Linked DNA regions of Mus musculus: all the other regions are linked to region 1. The links are chromatin loops, found by intact Hi-C in ENCODE. Cell type or tissue: left cerebral cortex. All regions are shown on one strand.

Region 1 (8,000 bases):
CTTTTTATAAAGGGTTACATAAGTTAAAAAAAAACAAAACCTTTATTGTCCTAAGACTGGCCAGCAATATACCCAACTGGGAAGCATGTGTTCCTGATAATCGTGTGGTTGTGCACGGATCCGGATCCTGACGCTTGCTTGGTAAGCTCCACCCACAATGCTGATGCTAACTTTCACCTCCACATATGGCTCTGTGTTTGTGTGTATGATGTATGTGTGCATTGTGTAAGTGCAGGTGAGCATGTGCCACAAGCACACGTGGGCAGGTCAGAGGACAATCCCAGGAGTTAGCCCTCACCTTCCACCTTGTATAACACAGGGTCTCCTGTAAGCCACTGCATACACCAGGCAAGCTGGCCTGAAAGCTACCCTACATTGGATTACAGTATACTCCTACATTGGAGTATTGGATTACAATAAAGCTACCAAATTTAGCTTTATGTATGTTCTAGGGATCCAAACTCAAGTCCCTATACTTATACAGCAAGACTCAAAGGAGGATCTCTCCAGCCTGTGGTTTTTAACTCTGTAACAATGCTGTGTATGTGTGCACTGTGACTGTGAGTTCTATGGTGCATGTGTGAGCCAGAGGACAACTCTCAGAAGTCAGTTTTCTCCTACACTGGGCCCTAAAAATCAAAACCTGTCTGTCAGGCTTCAGCAACAAGTGCTGTTCTTGGATCTGTGAGTCCTATTTTTTTAAGACTATGTTATCTTAGCTGGGCAGTGGTGGTATACACCTTTAATTCCAGCACTTCAAGCAGAAGTGAGAGGATTTCTGTGAGTTTGAGGCCGCCCTGATCTATACAGTCATTACCAGTACAGTCAGGGATACACAGAAAAAAAATCTGTCTTGAAACACAAAGCAAAACAAAACAATGCATCTCAGGCTAGCCTCAAGCTCCGACTGGCCAGAACTCGTGCTCACAGTAGTAGTACCTCACCTCCAGAGTGTTAGGTTACAGGCATCAACTATGACACCCATATTCTTTATATCAAATTTGATGTCAAATTAAGAACCAGCTCTGGGAAGCTGGAAGAGGACTACCAGGAGAGGCCATTTTAGACTAAAGTGTGACTACCGTGACTTACAAAGCTCACGTCTCACACAATTTGGGAAGATACGCCCCTGAAACTGAGTGACAGATAATACACGAGAATTTAACACAAACCCCACACACACCAACATTTGTTTTCTTGTAAATGGGAAACATTTTGACAAAAGACAAGCAAAATATATAGTAACTCACTTCCATCCACAAAAACACTACCTGTAGCACTTACCAGAGAAGTTGCCATGGATGGCAAAGCTGATGCCAGTGGCCCGCTGTAAGGTCAGGTTGTACAGAAACATGGTGACAAGCAAAGCTGTGACCCTCAGTCAACTCTTGGTTACAGCAACGGTTTCAAGGCAAAGCAGACTACGGACACAAAAACAGAATTGTTGTTTTTAAAAGAAGCCCTGTCTGGGAACTTCTTGTTGAAATCAGAACAGGCAGAGCTAAGAGTGCTTTCTCGACGTGCCTCCTAAGCTCGCAGAGGCCCGGGCTGCAGTCTCAAGAGGGGAAAAATACACCACCACTTATATGGTGGGCACCGTTCTAGGATACTACATCTTTTGCTTTTCATTTCACATGAATTCTATGAAAGCCTGCACATTGGCATGAACACTCAATAGGCCGAGGCAGGAGGATATCTGCAAGTGTAAGATAAGTATAAGCTGCAGTGAATTCCAGAATGGACAATTCAGAAATAGCTATCCTGGAACTCAGAGATCCTCCTGCCTCTGCCTCCAGGCACTGGGATTAAAGGTGTGTGCCACTACACCTAGCAACACCCATTTTAGGTATTAAAAAAAAAAAAAAAAAAAAAAAAAAAAAAAGACAGGAATCATGGCTCTCTTCTGTAATCCTAGCACTCGAGAGGCAGAGGAAAGAGAATCACTCTGTTCAGTGCCAGCCTGAGTCACACACTCAGTTCCAGCCTATGATACAAAGAGAGGCCCGGTCTCAAACAAAACCAAACTTCTTATGGTCAAGGGAACCCTAAGCTCAAAAATCCTATCAGTTGGACAACATAGAGCAAGTGGTTAAATGCCAGAACCTACAACTTGCTCAATTAACAAACGTGCCTTTTGTGATTTTTTTTTTTTTTTTTTTGCCAGACAAATGAGAACCTACAGTTAGCTGTAGTTCAAGGGTCTACACATCCACATTATTCAAGGCTCTAAAAACCTCAGATTCATTTCCCAGAGACCCCATTCTCTCTCTGGGTTATAAATCTTACCAAACTTACATCTTTCCATATGCTTATATATGTGCATGTTCAAGAACATATATTTATTGCATATTTTATGTGCTGTCTTTAACCAAAGGATGAATTTTTTTGAGAAACCAACAAGACAGCTTTCTGCTACAGATACCGAGAATCTTACTCAATGCCTACACTATAATTCAGTTAGCGAAACTGTTAACGCTACATATAAGCAAATGAAGTTATACCTCTAAGATTTAGTCCTAAAATACCTAATAAACTAATATCTCTAAGGCTTATCCCTAAAGGTTGAACTGGCACTGGCAGCTTGAGGGTAGAGGACCTCACAATTTACAAGGCTGTCACGGATGAGTTCCGGCTGCACCATAAGCAGCGAACGTGATGTTATGACTTTGGACATTTGCTTTAACAGGGGGGAAGATGGTACCTTGCCTCGTAAGGCTCTGTATGCAGAATTTCGTGTTTGAGGCTACGAGAAGGAAACCTATGGCCTTGGGCAAGTGCTCTCTACCATTAGGTTTGGAGGATTAAAATGAGCACCTACTCACTCAACACCAAAACAAACGGATCTCCTGGCTTACTGAAGAGGTGCTTCCTGGAGGAATATCCGGTATCAGGTAACCGTAACAGCCAAACCGTGGAAAGCTTCCTCCCCCGCCTCTGCCTATAATCTCCGGTTCCACCATCACCTCCTTTTTATCTTGCACAGTCTTCAAATGGGTACTATTAGCCTTCGGGTTTTTTTTTTCTTTCTTTTACAGTAAACAGAGGTTCAGAGGAGAAACAACATTTTGCCTAACTACCAAATGCACAAGTTCAAACCAGATCCCCGGCTCCCGGGCGGTTTCTGATAGTTGCACATTTTGAACAAACAGAATTTTTACCCCTTGCTGATTGAATAGTCTTTCAATCTCGAGTCTTCCTATGCAGCCTCGGTGGGACTCCCACTTCCTCAACCTCCCCCGCGTGGTGGAAATACACGAGTGTGCCACCACGTTAAACTCGCAAGCCTTAAAGGACTCGTTCCCACTCTGAAGACACAAGTGGGCGAAGAGTCCACGAGGCCATTTGCCCACGGCAAGCATTTCCCTAACCTCACGCCTACCGAACCTCTCGGGCCTAAAACTGCCCCTGCGGCTCCGGCCGAGGTGCCGGGCAGCTCTCTCCTATGAGCGCTCTCCACTTCCTCCGCGACAGAGAAGCTGGGAGGCCACTTCTTTACCCTGCTGCAAGAAGGATGGCTTCGGTACCCGACGGATGCTGAATCGCTTCAAGGCCTAAGCCACCGCCACTGCCGATCCGCCGGCGTCCGCCATTAGCCTTCAAGACGGGCCTTCGGGTGCCGCGCGACGGGAAAAAGGTATCTAGCCCCCGCCTGATAAATAGATGTAAATTTGGGATGTTTTCATCTTGCACCTGAAGACTAATGAGTTATCTAAAATTTATACGTTACGGTAAGTTTTCTGTAAAATAGAAGGTTAGTTTTAAAAATAGACTTCCAATGGTTTTGATCGGGCATATCTGTGGGCAGCCCCAAAGGTCACCGCGCCAACGCAGAGGGGACCTCGCAAGCCCGGAAGCGCCCACCGGGAGCCAAGATGGCGGAGGTGGAGTCTCCGCTGAAATTGTCAGGAGCTCCTCCGCCACCGGAGGGGGTGGGAGGAGGACACTGCTCCGAAATCTCCACCGAGCTCATTCGCTCTCTGACAGAGCTGCAGGAGCTGGAAGCTGTGTACGAACGACTCTGTGGCGAGGAGGTGGGGAGCTGAACCTCCTTTTTCCTGGAGGATCCGGTGGCAGAGGGCATCACGGGTGTCGATCGCTTTACCAGGGAAAACGAGAAAGCAGCTTCCCAAGAGGCTTTAATGTAGTTGGGCATTTGGGTACACCTGTCAGTTCTACTCAAGCTTATTTGACCTGTTACCTGGACTACTTCCTTGGTCTGCCTCCGTATTGATTTCCCTGACGAGTAAAACTGGAAGTGGTGTGTGTGTGTGCGCGTACATGTATGTATTACATGCACACATACATATGTGTATACCGAATTGGCTTGACTTCAGAATAAGAATTGCTTTGGCTTGGGAAGTGAAAAGTTACGAAAGTTTCTTCTCGACTCATTTAAAGGAGAAGTTCCTTTCTATTTAGCTTGAAGGTCTAAGACTTTTTCTCTTGGAAGAAATGATTATGTGTGTATTTTTAGCATTTCAGTTAAGTGTAGGCATTTGGATGTTTTCTTATTTTGAGACGGCCTCGGTGTTGCCCATATTGTCTTCAAATTGGCTACCTTCCTAGAGCAACCTCTCAAGCTACTGGCATTATAGGCGAGCTCACAACTCCCTAGAAGTTTGAAATCTCCCTGTTAGGACTTTGAAGTTTTAAGACTAAGGCGCAGCTGTCTGGTCTCGGACAAGTGATTTCATCTCTTGTACCTCGGATGTGTGGTCAATCAAGTAACAGGTGTGGAAAGGATTCGGCTTCCTTTCTATTAATAGCATGCTATATCTCTTTATATACGTTTGTTTCTTTTCCATGGCAGTCTGGTGCTGTCAGTTCGTGGATGGATTCCTTGCAAGTCAGAAGATGTAACCTCTCACCTAAAAACCTTGGCAGCTGTTTTTCCCAGGGAACTTTTTTTTTTTTTCTTTTTAGATAGGCTCTAACTATCTAGCCCTACCTGGCCTGCAACTCACTATGTAGACCAGGCTTGCAGTGAACTCAGTAATCTGCCTGCCGCTGTCACTCAAGTGCTGGGATTAATGTCATGCAGCTCTCAAAGCGCTCTGAATAGAGGAAAAGAGAGTTGTTACTACCTTTGAATGTTTTCAAGTACTGCCTTGCATCTGCTCCAGCAGTTCCCACACAAGTAGTGGTTTAAAGTTGAGTGCTCTTGACTTAACATTCCTAAGTCTATATTCTTTGAAGCAATTAATACATTGGGGAAATTTTTGCGGTCTTATAAAATGTAGTAGCGTTGGCTTTGTGTTTGTTTTTAATGACTGCAAATTTTCCTCTGCATCCGTCTTAAGACTGCCTTTATTAAACTATTTAGCTAAGACTGTGGAACTGTTTTCTGCACACTGTGTTATGTGCCTTTATTATCCTGTTTTATTTGCACAGAAATCCTATAAGGTACATATTGAAATCCGATGAGGTACATATTGCTCTCCTTACTTCATAGGAAAAAAAAACCAGAAATTGAGCTAAATATGCTGTATACCTGTAATCCCAGCATGCAAGAGGCTGAAGCAATAGGATCTAAAATTCATGAACTACACAAAACTCCTGTCTCAAAGGTGCATAAATTGAGGTAGCACAATAAATAAATAGCTTCACTGGCGTAGAAATATAATCACCCCCTCTGAACACTAAGTATGCAGAAAGAAGGGATTAAAAAAAAAGAAATTTATGGTCTCTTTGGCAATTTCATTTCTTTAGCTACTATATTTTATTTTGTTCCTTTTAAAAGTGTATGTGTATGAGGAAGCAAGTGTGTCATAGCACAAGTGTAGAAGTTGGGGGACAACTTCAAAATTGCTGTGTGAATGCAGACGATCAAATTCTAGTCATCAGACTTGGAGGGAGGAGTCCTCCTCCAGTCCTTGTTTTGATTCTGAGACAGGATCTCAAATTGCCTACATGGTCAAAACTGGCATTTACTTCTGTTCCTCCTGCCCGCCTCCTGAATGTGGAATAACAAGGGAACATCACACATCTGGATGAGCCACTACATTTTATAGCGTCATTGTTTAGAACACTGCACAAGTGTTGAATATTTATTTGTTTCCATTGTGTTAGTCATCTGCTAGATAGAATAAGATATACTGAAAAACAAACGGGGGGGGGGGGGGGGCGTTATGCACATGCATAATCCTAGCACTTGAAGAGAAAGGAAAGAAGAATTCAAGGTCATCCCATGTTTCAGAACAAGTGAGAAACCATCCTGAGTTACAGGGGACCTTGCATCAAAACAAGCATGAGAAAAAGTACACAGCCAATTATTTAGTCCAACAAAACCAAAGCAGCATTGAAGTCCAAAGGGACTGTAGTGGGAGGGAAAAATTTTTGAATTGAAATTCACCTTTTAGCTGTGTTGAGTTATATAAATGTATTTGTTATAAGTTTGTTTGTTGTCTTGAGATAGGGTCTCTATGTAGTACTTGTTGTCCTAAATATGTATGCAAGACTGGCTTCAAACACAGAGGTCCAGATGCCTCCTCCTAATGCTGGCATGTAAGATTTATGTTATTTCACCTGGCTTAATTTAGATAACTCTTAAAGTTCTTTCTACCTAGGGGTAGAGATGGAGTGTAATATTTAAACACTTGCCTAGCATGTACAAGATCTTGAGTTTAATCCCCTAGTCACTTAAAAAGGAAATTACTTATATCCCTTCTGATGGTGTTTGTCTGTTTCAGAAAGCGGTGGAGAAAGAACTGGATGCTCTTTTGGAACAGCAGAACACCATTGAAAGTAAGATGGTCACTCTCCACAGGATGGGGTGAGTATGTACCACAGCAAAAGTTGTACATTCCAGTAGGACCACAGGATAAAGTTAGTTTTCCTAGCCCCATAGTCCAGTCTCTTGGGAAGCTAAGGTGGGAAGCTTGCTGCAAGTTCGAGGCCAGCCTTGGTTATAGAGCAAGGTACTGTCACAAGAAAGGAAAAAAAAGGATTCTTTTTTCTAACAGTGTTTTATTACCTGATAGGCATTTAAAATGGAAAGGAACAGTAGCTCACAGTAAGCACCTAAGGATATACACTTTGAGAGTTATCAACAGGTCCTTGGAACTGTGAATGGTGGCTCAGATCTTTAATCAACCCTTGGAGGGAGAGATAGAATTATCAGGAGTTCAAGGCCAGCCTGGAACACATGAGACCCTGTCTAAAAAAGGAAAAAAAAACTTTGGCTTTAGACTCCAACCAGGCACGGTGCTACACAACTTAGGAAGTAGGGGCAGGTGGATGTGGGGCTCAAGGCTAACTGTAGCTACATAGTGAACTAAGAAGCTAAACTTGGCTATTTCTAGCCTTCTCAAAAAACAAATCAAAAATAATCTCCTTGACCCACTTGGAACCTTAATAGAAATATGAATTGTGGCTGGGCAGTGGTGGCGTACACCTTTAATCCTAGCATTGGGGAAGCAGAGGCAGGTGGATCTCTGAGTCTAAGTCAACGTAGACTACGAAGAGTGAGTTTCAGAGAAGCCCTATCTAAAATAAACAAAAACAAAACAACCAAAAAAATATATATAAAAGAAAAGGAATGCAAATTCTGGAACCCTCACCCTAATCTTCCTGAATTACAGGCTTTGTTGTTGAGGCCCAGAAATATGTATTTTAGTACATCTTCCAGGTGTTTCTGATTTGCAGTTCAAGTTTAAGAACTACTGCTCTTACCAATCTTATATTTGCTGAGCATTGTGGTGGATGCCTATAATCTTAAGCATTCAGGAAGCTGAAATAGGATCTCAGTTTGAGGCCAGCTTGAAACCTGATTCAGAAGGGTAGAGGGGAACGAGAGACCCTGTCTGTGGTTCCATACACACCTTTAATACTTAATATTTGGAAAGCACAGATAAGAGATCAAGAGTCCAAGGTTATTTTCTGCTTACACAGCGAGTTTGAAGCCATCTTGGCCCACATCAGACCTCATTTCAAAGCAAGCAAAGAGAAAGCTGGGAGTGTGGTTCAGTGCTAGAGCATTTGCTTAGCTCAATCCTCCTACT
Region 2 (8,000 bases), 150 kb after region 1:
CATGGATTTGTATCTTGCATCAACAAAGACAAATGCAACTACGACAAATGATTTATGTTCCCAGAGCCCTGGGTCTGTCCCCCAGATCCCTAAGTTAACATCGTGGGTTACTGGTTTAGAGACAGGGTCTTGTACATAGCCCTGGCTGTCCTTGAACTCAGAGATCCACCTGCTTCAGCTTCCCAAGTGCTGAAATTAAGTGTGAACCAACACACCTGTACTGGTGTGCTGGTACTCTTCCTAGAGGCACTGTACTGATCTCGCTTGTACTTGACAGTGGTATTGTCCCCCCAACTTGCCCTCTCTGACTGACCTACTGTAGGTCTTTGAGAAATGGAGATGCACACTCTCATGTGTATTACTGACTTCCTATTGCTGTGACGAAACAGCATAACCAGGACAACTTACAGAAGACTTCACTTGGGCTTGTGGTTCTACAGTTATTCTAGGGATAAGAGTCCACGATGGCAGAGCAAAGGCACAGCAACTGAGATCAGACGCTGAAGGCTCGAATCTTTAACTGTATCGAAATAAGGCAATTTCTGTTCACAAGGCCTGCCTCTAGGGACATACTTCCTCCAGCAAAGCCAAAGCTCCTAAGACTCCCCAAACAGCAGCACCAACTGGGGACCAAGTGTTAAAATGTCTAAGTCTACGGGGAACATCTCATCTAGACCACCACAACAGTAAAAGAGTTTAGGAGGGGCTGGTGAGATGGCTCAGCAGGTAAGAGCACCCGACTGTTCTTCTGAAGGTCCTGAGTTCGGATCCCAGCAACCACATGGTGGCTCACAACCATCCCTAATGAGATCTGACTCCCTCTTCTGGTGTGTCTGAAGACAGCTACAGTGTACTTGCATATAATAAATAAATAAATCTTTAAAAAAAAAAAAAAAAGAGTTTAGGAACCAGGTTTTCTAGAGAAAAAGCAGGTGAACACACTTTCTCCTTTAATGGCAGAGAGGTCATGAGAAAGCAAGCAGACCTGGGGATGCATCACACAGCAGAACTTTTCATTGGTTGGTTAGTCCTCATTTATGCACATGGATCAGCAGAAATATACATTGGAATGGTCTGAACATTTAAGACCATCTGGAGTTTCCTAATTCAACCACATTAAAGTAGCCTCCAGAAGGCCTGATGAAAGAAAACAAAACAAAACAAAAAAACCAAAAAAAAAACGAAGCAAGTCCATTAAACCATGATTGGTTACAAATGTGTTAACACACAGCTCTCTCGAGAGTGAAGAGTAACCCATAGCTAGGAACGGCCAGTCAATAAACAGCCTGGCATCCTTTGTTCTGGATTCACTGGCCACACACAGACCCTGATGATTAATCCTGCCTCTCTGAACAGGAAATGTTCACAACTCTGTGTGGTGAATGGTATGTGTGCATGCTGGGGGGGTATGTGCATGCTGGGGGGTATGTGCATGCTGGGGGGGTATGTGCATGCTGGGGGGTATGTGCATGCTGGGGGGTATGTGCATGCTGGGGGGGTGGGGTGGTGGCGAGGCTTATCTCAAGGAGGTTACGTCAGCTTCCTGATAAGCAGAATGGTTTGAACAAATCAAGGATGTTTAAGTAGTTGTGGTGACAGTCCTCTCATAATGAGATTAGGGGCATACATTTTTTTAAACCCCTGTAGTGCTAGGGTTTCCAACCCAGGACCTTATTCAGGCTAGGCAAGGGTGATTTACAAAACTAACTCCCCAGTTTTTGATAGTACATTTTTAAAAGCCAAACATGTGAGTATGGTGGTCCTTTCCTGCAATTCCAGGTAAGACAGGAAGATTACTGGATTCCAGGGGTTTGAAGCCAGTCTGGACATCAAAGTGAGATCCTCTTCTCAAAACATGTAATTACACCAGGCATGGTGGCACACACCTGTAGTCCCAGCACTCAGGAGGCAGAGGCAGGTGCGTCTCTGAGTCTACAGAGCAAATTCCAAGATACCCAGGGCTACACACAGAATTAAATTGAAGAAAAAAAATTCAGTCACTATGTCTTAGGAATAATCACTAGATTTGAAACTTCAGATGGGGTTCATAAGATGGCCTGACAAACTGGAGGAAGAGAACCTACCCTCACAAGCTACCTCCTGACCTCCACACATGAATGCGGCACATCCATGTTCAAAATACGAGGATATACACAAAGCAAATCCAAATAACTTTTAAAAACAAAGAATAAGGAGAGCTTCTTAAGAAAATCAACTGCTGGATCACAGGGCTCCCAATGGAGGAGCTAGAGAAAGTACCCAAGGAGCTAAAGGGATCTTCAACCCTATAGGTGGAACAACATTATGAACTAACCAGTACCCCTGAGCTCTTGACTCTAGCTGCATATGTATCAAAAGATGGCCTAGTCGGCCATCACTGGAAAGAGAGGCCCATTGGACACGCAGACTTTGTGTGCCCCGGTACAGGGGAACGCCAGGGCCAAAGGGGGGGAGTGGGTGGGTAGGGGAGTGGGGGTGGGTGGGTAAGGGGGACTTTTGGTATAGCATTGGAAATGTAAATGAGCTAAATACCTAATAAAAAATGGAAAAAAAAAAAAAAAAAAAAAAAAAAAGAAAATCAACTGCTCATTCTTCAGCTGAATTGGTTTAAGAGTTAAGAGAGCTCGCTGCTGTTGCGGAAGGGCCAGGGTTTGGTTCTTAGCGCCACATGGTGGCTCACAACAGTTTGTAAATCCCAGTTCCAAGGGGATCTAAAACCCTCTTCTAACATATGTAGGCTCAAGTGTGGTGCATAGATACGAACAGGCAAAACACCCATACACACACATAGAAAACATAAGATATTAAAAGAAAGTATTTGAGGCGACCCCGAGGTAAATAGTGAAGCCAGTTGGGCTGTGTCAAAAACACAGGCAGCAAAGCTGTAACTCATACACTTAAGAGGAGGCGGAGGGATAGGGATGCAAGAGCTCTCAAGGCCAGTCTCAGCTAATTAGCAAGTCAGAGGCCAACCTGGGCTACACCGTCTCGAACCCACCAACGCACCCCTCCAAAAACACAAAAACAATCTAACAAAAACTATACGACACTTAAAATAGCAACTAGACAGTTTGCATTTGTTGCTAAGTGAAGCATTAACACAAACAAAACCCGTTATTCTGGCGAGCTACAAACTGCCGCTTGGCGGTTAAGCATGAATGTGGGGCTGTTAGGGGAAAGGCAGCATAAACTCACTCAAAAACTACCCCTCAACAACGAAAAAAAGAGAGAATTTTATGTTGCCATTTCTTGTAAGAGGTCAAGAGAAGGGCCAGTTTGGGGCCTCACACACTTAATAAAGACAATGTCACCATGGGAGCAACTTTTCAGTCCAAACTCGGATAAGAAGCTCGCTGCGGGTTTTCTTCGCTGTCGGAGCAAATCCGCCGCGCTAAGTGATCGCCCACAGCAAACTCCAGCGAGCGCGGGCTGGCCCGGCTCTGAGGTCCCCGTGCTGGAAACCATGTCCGCCTCAGTCCCCTAATCCCCACCAGGCCACTGACCGACTTGACAGCGGCTTCCTGCTCGTCCACCGCCAGCGCCCATGAGTCGGTGGCCATGGTCCCGACGCGAGCCGACCTGCAGAGATGCTCCGCGCCCCGCCAACACCAGCGCCGAACGCAAGCCCGCGCCAAGTGCCACTCACACGGAGCGGAAAAAGACCCGCGCGGAGTTGACGTCAGTTCCTGCCCCGCGCGTCCGTCTTCCACCCACGCTCCGCCCCCAGGAAGATAAGCATGCGGAGCTTAGCACTTTAAGGTCCTGAGTCGCTTATTTCTTAATTTGAGGCCAGCCTGATCTACTGAGAGAGTTCCAGGACGGCCAGGGCCACACAGAGAAACCCTGTCTCGAAATGCTAAAAAGAGGAGGAAAAAAAAAAAAAATTCCATCTCGCTAGGTGCGATCTAATTGAGTTAACGTCCTAGAGCTCTGCAGAGTTACTTAGTACTCGCCCAATCGCTTCATTTCATAACCAAAATACTTACCCATTTTTTGGTTTTGAAACTAGGTATCTTGTTTTAAAACAAGGCTACCTTGAACTCGGTTTCCTCCTTAATAATCTCCAACACCTAGATTACAAGGGATCGAACGCTCTCTCTCGAGATGGCTCAGCGGTTAAGAGCACTGACTGTTCTTCCGAAGGTCCTGAGTTCAAATCCCAGCAACCACAAGGTGGCTTACAACCAACCGTAATGACATCTGACACCCTCTACTGGTGTGTCTGAAGACAGCTACAGTGTAGTTACATATAAATAATAAATATTTTTTAAAAAAATAGAACGCTCTCTAGTGGCCTTTGCAGTCGCAGACACACATGCATATACATACAACTAAGAATGAAATGATCTGAGCATAGGTGGCACAGGCCTTTAATCTCAGAATTTGGGAGGCAGAGGCCACTAGAGCAAATTCCAGAACAACTAGGGCTACACAGAGGAAACCCTGTCTCAAAAAACAATTAAAAACAAACAAAACAGAGTTACATCCTATGTGTGTGGATATGTATTTAGTTTTGTTTTTTTTTTTTTGTTTTTTTTTTTGAGTCAAGAATTTCATGTATCCCGTGGCTTTTTTTTTTTTTTTTCTGCCTCCCAAATACTGGGATAAGAGAAGTACTTTCCCTCTGTTGGGATACATTTTAAGTCATGATAGTTGTGTAAAGCTGTTTGAATGACTTAGGCACTTCACAAAAAGGATGCTCTTAAAATAGTGCAAAATTTTAATGGAATGGTAGTGAACACTTTTAACTCCAGTACTTGGGAGGTGTAGGAGGAAGATTGAGAGTGCAAGGCCAGTCTCTGCTACAGGAGACCTAGTCTCAAAATGCATATATTTTGAGTCTAACTGCCCATTGTCCTCTTGAAATTGCACTACCAAGCATACCTATTCTAGTACCAAGAACATGGCTATTTCTTCATGTATCTGCTGGGACATACTTCTTAGAGAAGACATAGTGTCTGACAACAATTAAGAAGTTCAAGTTTTGACTTGTCTTAGGTTTGCAAGATATTTAGGTTTGGTTTGGTTTGGTTTGGTTTGGTTTGTGAAGACAGGGTTTCTCTGTGTAGCTCTCGATTGTTCTTGAACTCATTCTGTAGACCAGGCTGGCCTTGAACTCAGAGATCTGCCTACCTCTGCCTCCCGAGTGCTGGGATTAAAGTTAGGCACCATCACCACTCTAAGGGTCCATAATTTGCTGAAGAATGACACACACACACACACCAACTCAAATAGATTGTAAATGCAAAGTGTTCTTTATTCTGTACAAGTTCAGCATGCTTGGGTCTCCCCATGACCGAGAGAGAGAGAGAGAGAGAGAGAGAGAGAGAGAGAGAGAGAGAGAGAGAGAGAGAGAGAAAAGAGACCCAAGTGAGCTTGCAGGCCTGATTTAAAGCATATTAGGGAATCCTGGGTTAAGGTGACCTCTATGTTAATCTGTTGGGTTCATCTCTATTCTATTACCAGGGTGTGGGGGGCTGAGGAAGTCTGGAAACTGCTGCTGACCCATTGTCCTTGCCTCAGGCCAGGTGGCAGGGCAGCTTGTGAGGCCTGGACTTGCCTGGAATTGCCCAGTTCTTGGAGACAGAGATTTAGACCTCGTCTCCTTAACTGCCAATCTGAAGCTTGTCATGGAATCAGCCGAGCCTTCTCACACCCATCTGGCTTGCTTCCTTTCCTAACCTTTTCTTCCTTCCTCCTTCCTTCCTTCTGGCCTGGAACTCTCAATGTAGAACAGGATAGTTTTGAACTTTCAGAAATTCTGCTACTTCTGCCTCCCGAGTGCTGGGATTACAGGCATGTACCACGACTCCTGCATTTAATGAATTAAAAAAATTCTTTCATACCACCTGCATCCACTATGAGGTTGATTTCTGGCGGTGTTGGCTGAAAGCCCAAATGAAACAATGAATCTACTCAGCTATTGTTGGAAACAACTCTGGGTTATACCTTACCTTCTGCCAGAACATTCATTTCCAGCTCACAGCTAGCCTGCACACCTCAAAGGGAGTACACCCACAATGACTCCTTTTTCCACACCAGAGGCCAAAGAGAAGGCACTTTCTGATAGTTCCCACCAAAGAGCCTGCACTTAGACAAGTTCTGACTCCTCTGTACATGACCACATGACTTAACATCTACACTCCATTTTAGCCAGGAGGTCTACAAGTGGTGCTAAGTTAACATTTTTAGAAACCCCTCATTCTGAACTGAGCATGGTCAAAATATGCCTTTAATCCCAGCACTCGAGAGACAGGTAAGCAAATCTCTGAGTTTGAGGCCAGCCTGGTCTACAGGGTGAATTTCAGGACAGCCAGGGCTACACAGAGAAACCCTGTCTACAAAGCAAAACAAGTAACAAACAAAAACCCCATTATACACAATTTGTTTGAATCATTTAGTTCTCTGCAACACTTATGTCATCTCTATTTCCCAGTTCACAAAACTCATGGTCCAGAAGTTAATTCTAACATCAATAAACCTAAACAGGGCTGGAGAGATGGCTCAGTGGTTAGGAGCACTGACTGCTCTTCCAGTGGTTTGAGTTCAATTCCCAGCAACCACATGGTGGCTCAAAACCATCTGTAATGGGATGGGATGCCCTCTTCTGATGTGTCTGAAGACAGCTACCCTGTATTCATATACATAAAATAATTCTTAAAAAAAAAAAAGGCCTAACCAACTTGCAAATCTGACCTCTGATTTTAGGGCAACTCAGTTCTACAGCACAAACCCAAAACCTGGGAGAGGAAGTGGCTGGCTTTCTTTACACCAACCAACTCAGTAAGTATGCATCTTAGAACATTGTTGGCATCTGACTAGCCAAAGCCTAATGAGCCAACCAATTACTGGAGGACAATGTCCTTTTCTGGACACTTATCTGCTCCTGGGCTGCATCACCTGCTGGGTGGACGGAACTGTCACCTTTTCCTCATCTGTGAGGCATTTTGTTTTCATCACAGAGTCCCAGATTCACCATTGGATACCCTATCCATGGTGTCTCTCCACCGCTGGATTACCCTGCAGTCTATCCACGCTGGGGCACAATAGCTGGTGCTCGAGTCAGGGAGGGAGCAAATCAGTAAGTGAATTTTCTGCTTCTTTACACTGCAGATGCCCCTACATGCAGTAAGCAACAGGATGGCAAGGGACAACAGGATGCTATAAAGATTCAGAAAATAAAGGAGGGATTATATCAGGTTGTAGAATAACTGTTTAGCTTTTCAAATTATTATATAAAGGAAGCCGGGCACAGTGGCACCACCTTTAATCCCACAGTTGAGAGGCAGAGGCAGACAGATCTCTATGAATTTGAGGTCAGCCTGGTCTACATAGTTACTTCCAGGCCAGTAAAGGCTATAATCAATCGATCAATAAACAAATAAATAAACAAAAAAAAACAAACAAATAAATAAAAGTATAAAGGGTGGAGATGTAGCTGAGTCATCACAGAGCACTTGCCCAGCCTAAGGGATGCCTGAGTTTGATTCCCAGCAGTAAGTTAACTGTAGAGAAAATGATTGTGAAGCATTTTCTCAAGGTTAAACATTGGAAGACACAGTAACACAGAACAGTTCTTTGCAACCCCTGCTGCTGCAATCTCAGAATTCAGTAGTAAAGACATACTTGCCTAGAGTACAGGGGAGAACATACACTAAAGAAGCAGTTGTTGGGGCTGGAGAGATGGCGCAGCAGTCTACTCTTCCAGAGTTCTTAGTTCAGTTCCTAGCAACCACATGGTAGCTCACAACCATCTATACTAGGATCTGATGGCCTCTTCTGGCATGCAGGTTTACATACAGATAGCACACTCATATACATAAATCTTTAAAAAAATAAATAAAAGCAGTTCTAAAATGGCATGAGACAAATATGTTAAGAGTGTGGGGGCCTAGAACCAAAGTCTAGGGGACTTTGACTATGGGGGAGTTGAAGGGCAATTCACATAGCCTCTCTGTGCTTGTTTCTCTATCCATGAAACAAGGATCATAACACATTTG
Region 3 (8,000 bases), 200 kb before region 1:
AGACTGGATCGGAGCTGAAGAGATGGCTCAGTAGGTAAAGCGTGAGGCCTAGAGTTTGGATCCCCAGGACTGACATAAAAGGTAGACATGGTGGCACACATCAGTTCTAGGGAGGTAGAAACAGGATCCCCAGAAGAAGTGGCTAGCTAGCCATGTCTAATCAGCAGGCTCCATATTCAGCAGAAAACATATCTCAGTACAGAAAATGAAAAGGAGGACACCTGACATCTGCATCTGGCCTCCACATGCAAACATAGGGTCGTCCACAAAAGTGGACTTTCACACATGTATTCACACAACACACACATACTTATGCAAAAAATTATACTGAGGAAGATACTGGAAATCACACAAAGGTCCTGTTTTCCTCCACAAACCACCTCCCCAGTAAGTGACTAGCCAAAGCATCCGTTGGTAGAGCAGATAATCCTGTGGCAAACTGCCTCACGGTGAGTTTCTACCTGCACCTGTCTTCTTTCTTCTTGAGACAGGCCTTTGCTGTGTCACCCAAGCCAGGATTCAACTCTGCATCCTCCCATGTCAGCCTCTGCAGTGCCAGAGTTGCAGGAGGGAGCGCCATTCCTGCCGAGTCGTGTCTGTCTGCTCTGTGTTGCTCATGGAAGGGGACTGGGTGGAAACAGAGGCTCTGGCTGAGGCGATTGGAGATTCAGGCTTGGTATCCTGACATTTTATCCACAGATATGTAGCTTCCTATAAGAGAAGGAGGGTGGACTTCAGGGGTACGGACCCTAACCGTGGGTCAGCCTGCCTTTCCCATCACTCGCTGCATCCTCTTTCCACCTGCCTCCAGGCCCTGCGCACCATGACATAAGTAGGGTGAATGCCACAACAGGCTTGGCCTGCTGCCATAGCCTTCCCTCCTCCACTCCTGTGACTAGAGAAGGCAGGTGGCAGTGTGGGCCTCTTACTTAACACAGAAATAAAGATCCCCTTTACCAGGAGGAAGAAAGACCATAGGCTATTTTTGGAATAGGCTAAAAACTTGGTTTGTTATTTTTAGAAAATATTTTATTTGTAAACTTTAAAACTTTTGAATGACAGTAGGGACAATGTTAGTCATCATCTGTAACAGAACAGCTGGATTGATGCTGCACTGTAATCCTTGGGCTATGGAGGCAGGAGGATTAAGAAATCAAGGTTGATCCTCCCTACATGGAGAATTCAAGGCCAGCCTGGGCTACATGAGACCTTGTCTTTAAAAAGTCAGAATAAAAGAAACAAAACCTCACATAAGAAATATCTATGGCTCCCTAATGTTTGATATAAATGGCTGAATGAATGAATGAGTGACAAAGAAAGGACAGCTCCTCCTTATAGAAAATTCCAGCTAAAAGCAGGAAGAGTGACTGGAGGTGTGGCTCTAGTCATGGCGCACTTGCTTAGCATGTGCAGGAACCTGTAGAATGGGGCACTTCCCACGTGAGTCCATAGTGCTGAACTGACCCTGGGAGGGCCAGTGGCTGCAAAAGCACTTCCAGTGTGGAGACGCCTGAGCTCCCTCCCAGCCTTCCATGGCAGTGAGGCATCTCTTAAATGTTCAGGCCCTGGTGAGTGAGCGAAAACATCTTACTCTGCAGTCAGACGATTTCCTGCAGTTCCTGGCCTCTTAGAGCAGCTTGCCCTCCTCAGAATGCTGCACAGTGACACCCAGCCCTGGGCCTGTTAGAGCAAATCTTCTGACCTTGCCTGCCTTCTTCACCTCTATTCTGACAGTCCTGGCACCGTCAGCCTGTCACAGTAAGTGAGCTAACATCTGTTGCCTGTTTACAAGTGTTCCTCAATGCATCCCAACAGCCATGGAAGCATTTGCTACAGAAATGAATAAGCTGCTTTGTCAAGAACTTGAACATTCACCTTTCAGCTGCTTTCCTTTATTTTATTTTATTTGCGTGTGTGTGTGTGTGTGTGTGTGTGTGTGTGTGTTACATGTGTACACATGGGTGTGCAACAGAAACCAAACCCTTGGCTTCATTCATGTTAGGCAGATGCATCCCTGAGTGACTTTTCTTGGCTTGACTTGGAGAAATTGTTTGCTGTGTTGATTCTGTGTTGGTTCTGACAGTGAAAGCATTATAAATGTATTCTCCCAGCAACTTTAAAATCAGGTTTCAATTTCCATTAGCTTCTCAGGTCTTTTCCTTTATAATTTTTGCCTGTTGGCCTGGTTGAGAAATTGTCACCATGCACCCTTGTCAAGAAATTTTGAACTCAAGCCTGACTGAGAAGCACTGAAAATTTAGAATACAGGGGGCAGGTAACTGTGACAAAAATCCCAGGCAGAAACTATGACAATTTTTTCTCCGTCTCTGTCTGCCCCCTGCCTCCTCTTGTTCTTTCTCAGTGTGTGTGTGACTCTGGGAAAATCACAGGCTCCTGCTATTGTCTGGTTTAGAGCAGTCATGGAGGTATCCTCAGTTTCTCAGCCCCACACGACTGCCACGCCATAGTCTATATATTCTCCTCAGTTTAGAAGATCACTTTAAGTGTACAGAAAATGAATAAAGAGATCCTTATGTATATTCTCTGAGCTGTCTGGAAATATGTTAGGACACTGCTGACCCCATTTGTCCCTTCCTGTCCCTTTGTAGGTAAAACTCCACATTACACCAATTGCTGTCCTCTGAATCACCTCTAATCTTGACAATTATGAAGGGCTGGCTGGTCACTTTGCTGACCACCTCTCCACATGAGTTGGACTCACATTTCTCTCATGCATCCTGAAGTTAAGCACTTGGGAAAGATGCAATCGAAGTACTTTGTCTGCAGTGCATCCTGTTGGGGCTGCATTGGCTCAGCACTGAATGGTGGTACTGACCCCTTATCTGAGCACCTCACGCTGCTGACCCCTCCTCCTTTCCTTCATGCTCTGAGCTGTGGCCATTGCCTGGCCAGTACTGGGGTTAGAAGAGAGCCCACTGGCAGCCTTCCAGATGCGCAAAGTCTTGGCTCTTTAGATAACTTAATTAAGCGCCAAAGAAAAAGGTTGGGATTATCTCAGTCCTGTCCTGCTTGAGTTTTGCAGCAGAAAGCTAAGTATAGTAAAGGTTTTGAATTGGCCACATGCTAAGGGACTTGTGCAGAGTTCAAGGTTACAATTCTTTCCCAGAATCATTTTAACCCTTTTATTGAGGTTTTGTAGACTCTACATACCCAGCTGAACATGTACAATTAGCAACTTTTGTTCATTCACTGAGTTGTATAATTATCACAGCCAATTTTAGGACATCATCAACAACCTAAAGTCCTTGCCCATCACACCCCATACTCCCAAAATTCTCCAGCACTCTGTAACCTCTAACCTACCTTCTGTCTCCAGACTCGTCTATTCTAATCGTTTCCAGTGAATGGAATCTTGCTATGTAGTTTTGGAATTGGCTTCTTTGACTCAGCATGTCAAAGTTCATCCATTATATAACCTGTTGCTCTTTATTGCTAAATAATATTTTAGTTTGTTTATCCATGCATAGGCATGTGGGCTCTGCCCACCTTTTGACTATGGTAGGTGGTCACACTAGCATAAGATACAGGATACAGACTTGCATTGCTCTTGGGTGGGGCTCTTAGAGGGCACACAGGTGCCCACAGCTGCTGGGCACCTGTGTCTAACTTCTGAGGAGCTTCCAGCCTGTTGTACAGCCTGTGGCAACACCACTTCACATTTCCACCAGTGATGTGTACCTAGCCAACACTCGCATTTTCTTGCATTTCGTCATTAGCCCTCCTTGTGGATGAGAAATAGCATCATATTGTGAACTTGACCTGCATTCCCTGCTGGCCACGATGTTACATAACCTAAGTCATGTACAGCCACTGCCCTTGGACCTTCAGACCTTTCTGAAATGTCCCATTTGTATTCAGCATGAGTGTGTCCCCAGCTTGTGAGAGCCCTGAGCCTAGCTGAGCACTGGGGCCTGTAAAAGTGCTGGATCCTTGGCTTCCTTCTCAGGAGCCTCAGTGGAGGAGTGGGTGCTGAGGAGGAGAGAACAGGGTCTTGTCTCTACAGACAAGTAGGCAGGCTTCAGGAAGCATCACCTTGTCCCTCTTCTTCCCACAGGAGGTCCAGGTTCCTGTGACTCCAGCTTTGGAAGTGGCATCAATGTCTTCACCTCAGCCAAGTAAGTGCTTTGTGAAAAGCCAGTGGTCTAAGTCTTTCTGGGTGCAAGAGATTGCAGCAGAGACCCAAGGAAACTGTCTGAGGCCACTCTTGGGGGAGTTTCTGATACACAGAGGAGATACTTGAGGAAACCTGAAGGGCCACAGGCACCCTCTCCCCGGTGCCTCTGGACAGAAGGCCTTTGGGAAAGATGGGAAGCCACTGGAGGTCTGTAGATGCACATCCTAGAAACCCAGCCGTGTGTGGTGATGGCTTTGGGGCTGCAGTTCCCTTTGCCAACATCTTTTCTTTATCCAAGGCAAGGCCGACTCTGGGCAGGGGAGGCATGGAGAAGAAGAAGGAAGGAAGGGCACAGCAGGCGAGAGAGTGATCCAGGCACAGGCACCAGAACGGTCCCACCTTCTCCCAGGATAGGTGTCATAGGACAGGCTTCCACGGGGGGGCAGTGCAGGCCAGGGAGCAAAGTCATAGCCTGCCTTGCCAACCCCTTGGGAGAGAACTGTCATGGTTCTCCCGTGGGCTGTGTCTGCTGACCTGCCTGCTGGAGCTGCTTCTTTGAAGCATTAGCACCTGTGCCTAAGGTGGATGACATTTCTACAGTGATTTCCTCTGAACTCAACGTTGAGCCATTGCCTGGGGAGCCAATGGAGAAAATGTAAAAAGTCAGCCCTTAAATATGATCCTGACTTCAATACACTTTAATGGCAGACAACACAGTAACCAGCAGATTTCTAGGAGACAGGAGAACTGTAAAGGGGTAGGGGACCAAGCCACTGTGAATGGTGAAGTGCTCCCACAGCCGGGCTCTGTGCTTACCTTGGTCAGACCATTGGGTCTGCTAGTCCTGGGGTTGACAGAACCATTATATCTATTTTAGGGATGAAGAAGATTGAGGAAATAGGCTACTCTATACAGAATGGTTTTAGGGGAAGGTCGTGTGGCTGGGGAGAAGGGACAACAGCTTAGACTGAGAAGCTGGCAGGATGGAAGATGTGTTTGAGAAGGAGGCTTGGCAGCTTTTCCTATTTGTTTTGTTTTTTGTTTGTTTTCTCGTGTCTTTTTATTTATTTATTTTTATTAGATATTTTCTTTATATACATTTCAAATGCTATCCCGAAAATTCCCTATACCCTCCCTCTGCCCTGCTTCCCTACCCACCCACTCCCGCTTCTTGGCCCTGGCATTCCCCTGCACTGGGGCATATAAAGTTTGCAATACCAAGGGGCCTCTCTTCCCAATGATGGCCGACTAGGCCATCTTCTGCTACATATGCAGCTAGAGACAGGAGCTCTGGGGGGTACTGGTTAGTTCATGTTGTTCCACCTATAGGGTTGCAGACCCCCTTCAGCTCTTTGGGTGCTTTCTCTAGCTCCTCCATTGGGGGCCCTGTGTTCTGTCTTATAGATGACTGTGAGCATCCACTTCTGTATTTGCCAGGCACTGGCATAGCCTCATATGAGATAGCTATAACAGGGTCCCTTCAGCAAATCTTTCTGACATATGCAATAGTGTCTGGGTTTGGTGGCTGATTATGGGATGGATCCCCAGGTGGGTTAGTCTCTGGATAGTCCATTCTTTCATCTCAGCTCAGAACTTTGTCTCTGTAACTCCTTTCACAGGTATTTTGTTCCCTATTCTAAGGAGGAACAAAGTATCCACCCATTGATCTTTCCTTTTCTTGATTTTCTTGTGTTTTGCAAATTGTATCTTGGGTGTTCTATGTTTCTGGGCTAATTCCACTTATCAGTGAGTGCATATCAAGTGACTTCTTTTGTGATTGGGTTACCTCATGAAGGATGATATCCTCCAGATACATCCATTTGTCCAAGAATTTCATGAATCCATTGTTTTTAATAGCTGAGTAGTACTCCATTGTGTAAATGTACCACATTTTCTGTATTCATTCTTCTATTGAGGGACATCTGGGTTCTTTCCAGCTTCTGGCTATTATAAATAAGGCTGCTATGAACATAGTGGAGCATGTGTTCTTATTACCAGTTGAAACTTCTTCTGGATATATGCCCAGGAGGGGTATTGCTGGATCTTCTGGTAGTATTATGTCCAATTTTCTGAGGAACCTCCAGACTGACTTCCAGAGTGGTTGTACAAGCTTGCAATCCCACCAGCAGTGGAGGAGTGTTCCTCTTTCTCCACATCCTTGCCAGCATCTGCTGTCACGTGAATTTTTGATCTTAGCCATTCTGACTGGTGTGAGGTGGAATCTCAAGGTTGTTTTGATTTGCATTTCCCTAATGATTAAGGATGTTGAACATTTTTTCAGATGCTTCTCAGCCATTCGGTATTCCTCAGTTGAGAATTCTTTGTTTAGCTCTGAACCCCATTTTTAATAGGGTTATTTGAATTTCTGGAGTTCAGCTTCTTGAGCTCTTTGAATATATTGAATATTAGTCCCCTATCTGATTTAGGATTGGTAAAAAATCTTTCTCAATCTGTTGGTGGCCTTTTTGTCTTATTGACAGTGTCCTTTGCCTTACAGATGCTTTGCAATTTTATGAGGTCCCATTTGTCAATTCTTGATCTTACAGCACAAGCCATTGCTGTTCTGTTTAGGAATTTTTCCCCTGTGCCTATATCTTCGATGCTTTTCCTTACTTTCTCCTCTATTAATTTCAGTGTCTCTGGTCTTATGTGGAGGTCTTTGATCCACTTAGACTTGAGCTTTGTACAAGAAGATAAGAATGGATCAATTCGAATTCTTCTACATGATAACTGCCAGTTGTGCCAGCACCATTTGTTGAAAATGCTGTCTTTTTTCCATTGGATGATTTTTAGCTCCCTTGTCAAAGATCAAGTAACCTTAGGTGTGTGTATTCATTTCCATTGATCTACCTGTTTGTCACTGTACCAGTACCATGCAGTTTTGGCAGCTTTTCTGATGGACAGGATGGAGCAGATGAGAGGGATGGGAAGGGCGGCCTCTAGGTGTTAGCTAATGCTAAACCAGATTGTGCTGGCTCATTCCTAAGTTGGACTGCAAGGAGAAAAAAAGTGTGACTCAGACTATCTAGACTCCACCCAGTCATGCAAGGCATCCTCAGGGAGGAAGCTCAGTGTGGACACTGGGTTTTGGAACTCAGGGTTGGAGGAATGGGCAGGCATATAGGGCATACGTGAGTCCGGGAGGTCTGAGCACTGGGCTCGGAAGAATGGTGGAGTCTGTAAGGGGATTTATGAGCTCCCACTTATAGCCAAAAAAAAACCCTGTCTGACTTACTTAGCACTGTACTCTGGGCTGCAGAGACTGTCATGCTTCAGGGGGTGACAGTGAAATGGAGGAACATATACGGTGTGACTGATGGACTGCAGGGGTGGCACAACCTTCTACCACTTCTCTTTCAGTTTGAAAACATGCTCAGCTGGACAGGCCTACAGAGACTTGATTTCTTCTCTACAGGTCAAACCAGCGAGCTGGAGCTAGTTTAATTCACCATACCTGTCACTCAGGAGACAATGCTAAACCTAACCTTTTAAGAACACACGCAGGGAAACAACACACCATGTGCTCCACTGGTGCAGGAAGACCATCTTGTGGCAGCATCGTCGAGTGCAGCCCTGCCTGTGCTTAGAAGCAGCAGCCACAGGAATTATGAGAACAGATCGGACATTCAGAGCCTCTGGCCAGCTCCCTCCAGGGCCACTGAGCTCCCACAGATGGCATCGTTCAGGGTGTCACAAAACAAGCTGCCCTCCCATCTTCTCATGTGTTGCTTATCCAGAGCACTACCCAGATAGCCAAGTACGAGCAGTGGTTAGAGGGAAGGTTGTTCCTGGTCACTGGCCTCTTAGTGGTCACCAGCCTTTAGAAAGTCTAATGACAGCTGTGTAGGAAAGTACACACCCACAC

The links. Hi-C counts contacts between places; a loop is a spot of excess contacts. Peaks named below come from ENCODE experiments on the same cell type or tissue, not always from the same donor. Only the 100,000 strongest peaks of a DNase experiment are listed, where the experiment ranks them.
Region 2: a loop joins it to region 1, with 5 times the contacts of the local background. A loop is called at or near these places in 8 of 42 quality-filtered maps.
Region 3: it touches region 1 in a loop (2.7-fold over the local background); 13 of 42 quality-filtered maps call a loop at or near these places.

The regions. Positions count from the first base shown.
Region 1 is chr8:110,843,179-110,851,178 of GRCm38, forward strand. Sf3b3 (splicing factor 3b, subunit 3) reads right to left here and starts at 3,625. Exons shown (of 26, transcript NM_133953.2): 1 at 3,497-3,625; 2 at 1,285-1,421. The coding sequence starts at 1,354. Cog4 (component of oligomeric golgi complex 4) reads left to right here and starts at 3,846. Exons shown (of 19, transcript NM_133973.2): 1 at 3,846-4,031; 2 at 6,690-6,772. The coding sequence starts at 3,873. In left cerebral cortex, CTCF peaks have their summits at 3,255 and 3,909; DNase peaks (open chromatin) are centred at 3,641, 3,808 and 4,582; H3K4me3 peaks cover 2,488 bases; H3K27ac peaks cover 1,733 bases.
Region 2 is chr8:110,994,164-111,002,163 of GRCm38, forward strand. It overlaps Ddx19a (DEAD box helicase 19a), which reads right to left and starts at 3,660. Exons shown (of 12, transcript NM_007916.2): 1 at 3,504-3,660. The coding sequence starts at 3,560. It overlaps Gm51551 (a long non-coding RNA gene), which reads left to right. Exons shown (of 3, transcript XR_003947457.1): 2 at 1-1,385; 3 at 1,780-2,293. In left cerebral cortex, a CTCF peak has its summit at 4,228 (motif pointing left); DNase peaks (open chromatin) are centred at 3,671 and 4,095; H3K4me3 peaks cover 1,665 bases; H3K27ac peaks cover 1,198 bases.
Region 3 is chr8:110,641,683-110,649,682 of GRCm38, forward strand. Vac14 (Vac14 homolog (S. cerevisiae)) reads left to right here. Exons shown (of 19, transcript NM_146216.3): 10 at 4,076-4,136. Among named protein-coding and RNA genes, the nearest start is that of n-TGgcc10, 14 kb to the left of the region's middle. In left cerebral cortex, a CTCF peak has its summit at 4,578 (motif pointing right); DNase peaks (open chromatin) are centred at 780, 4,587 and 7,190.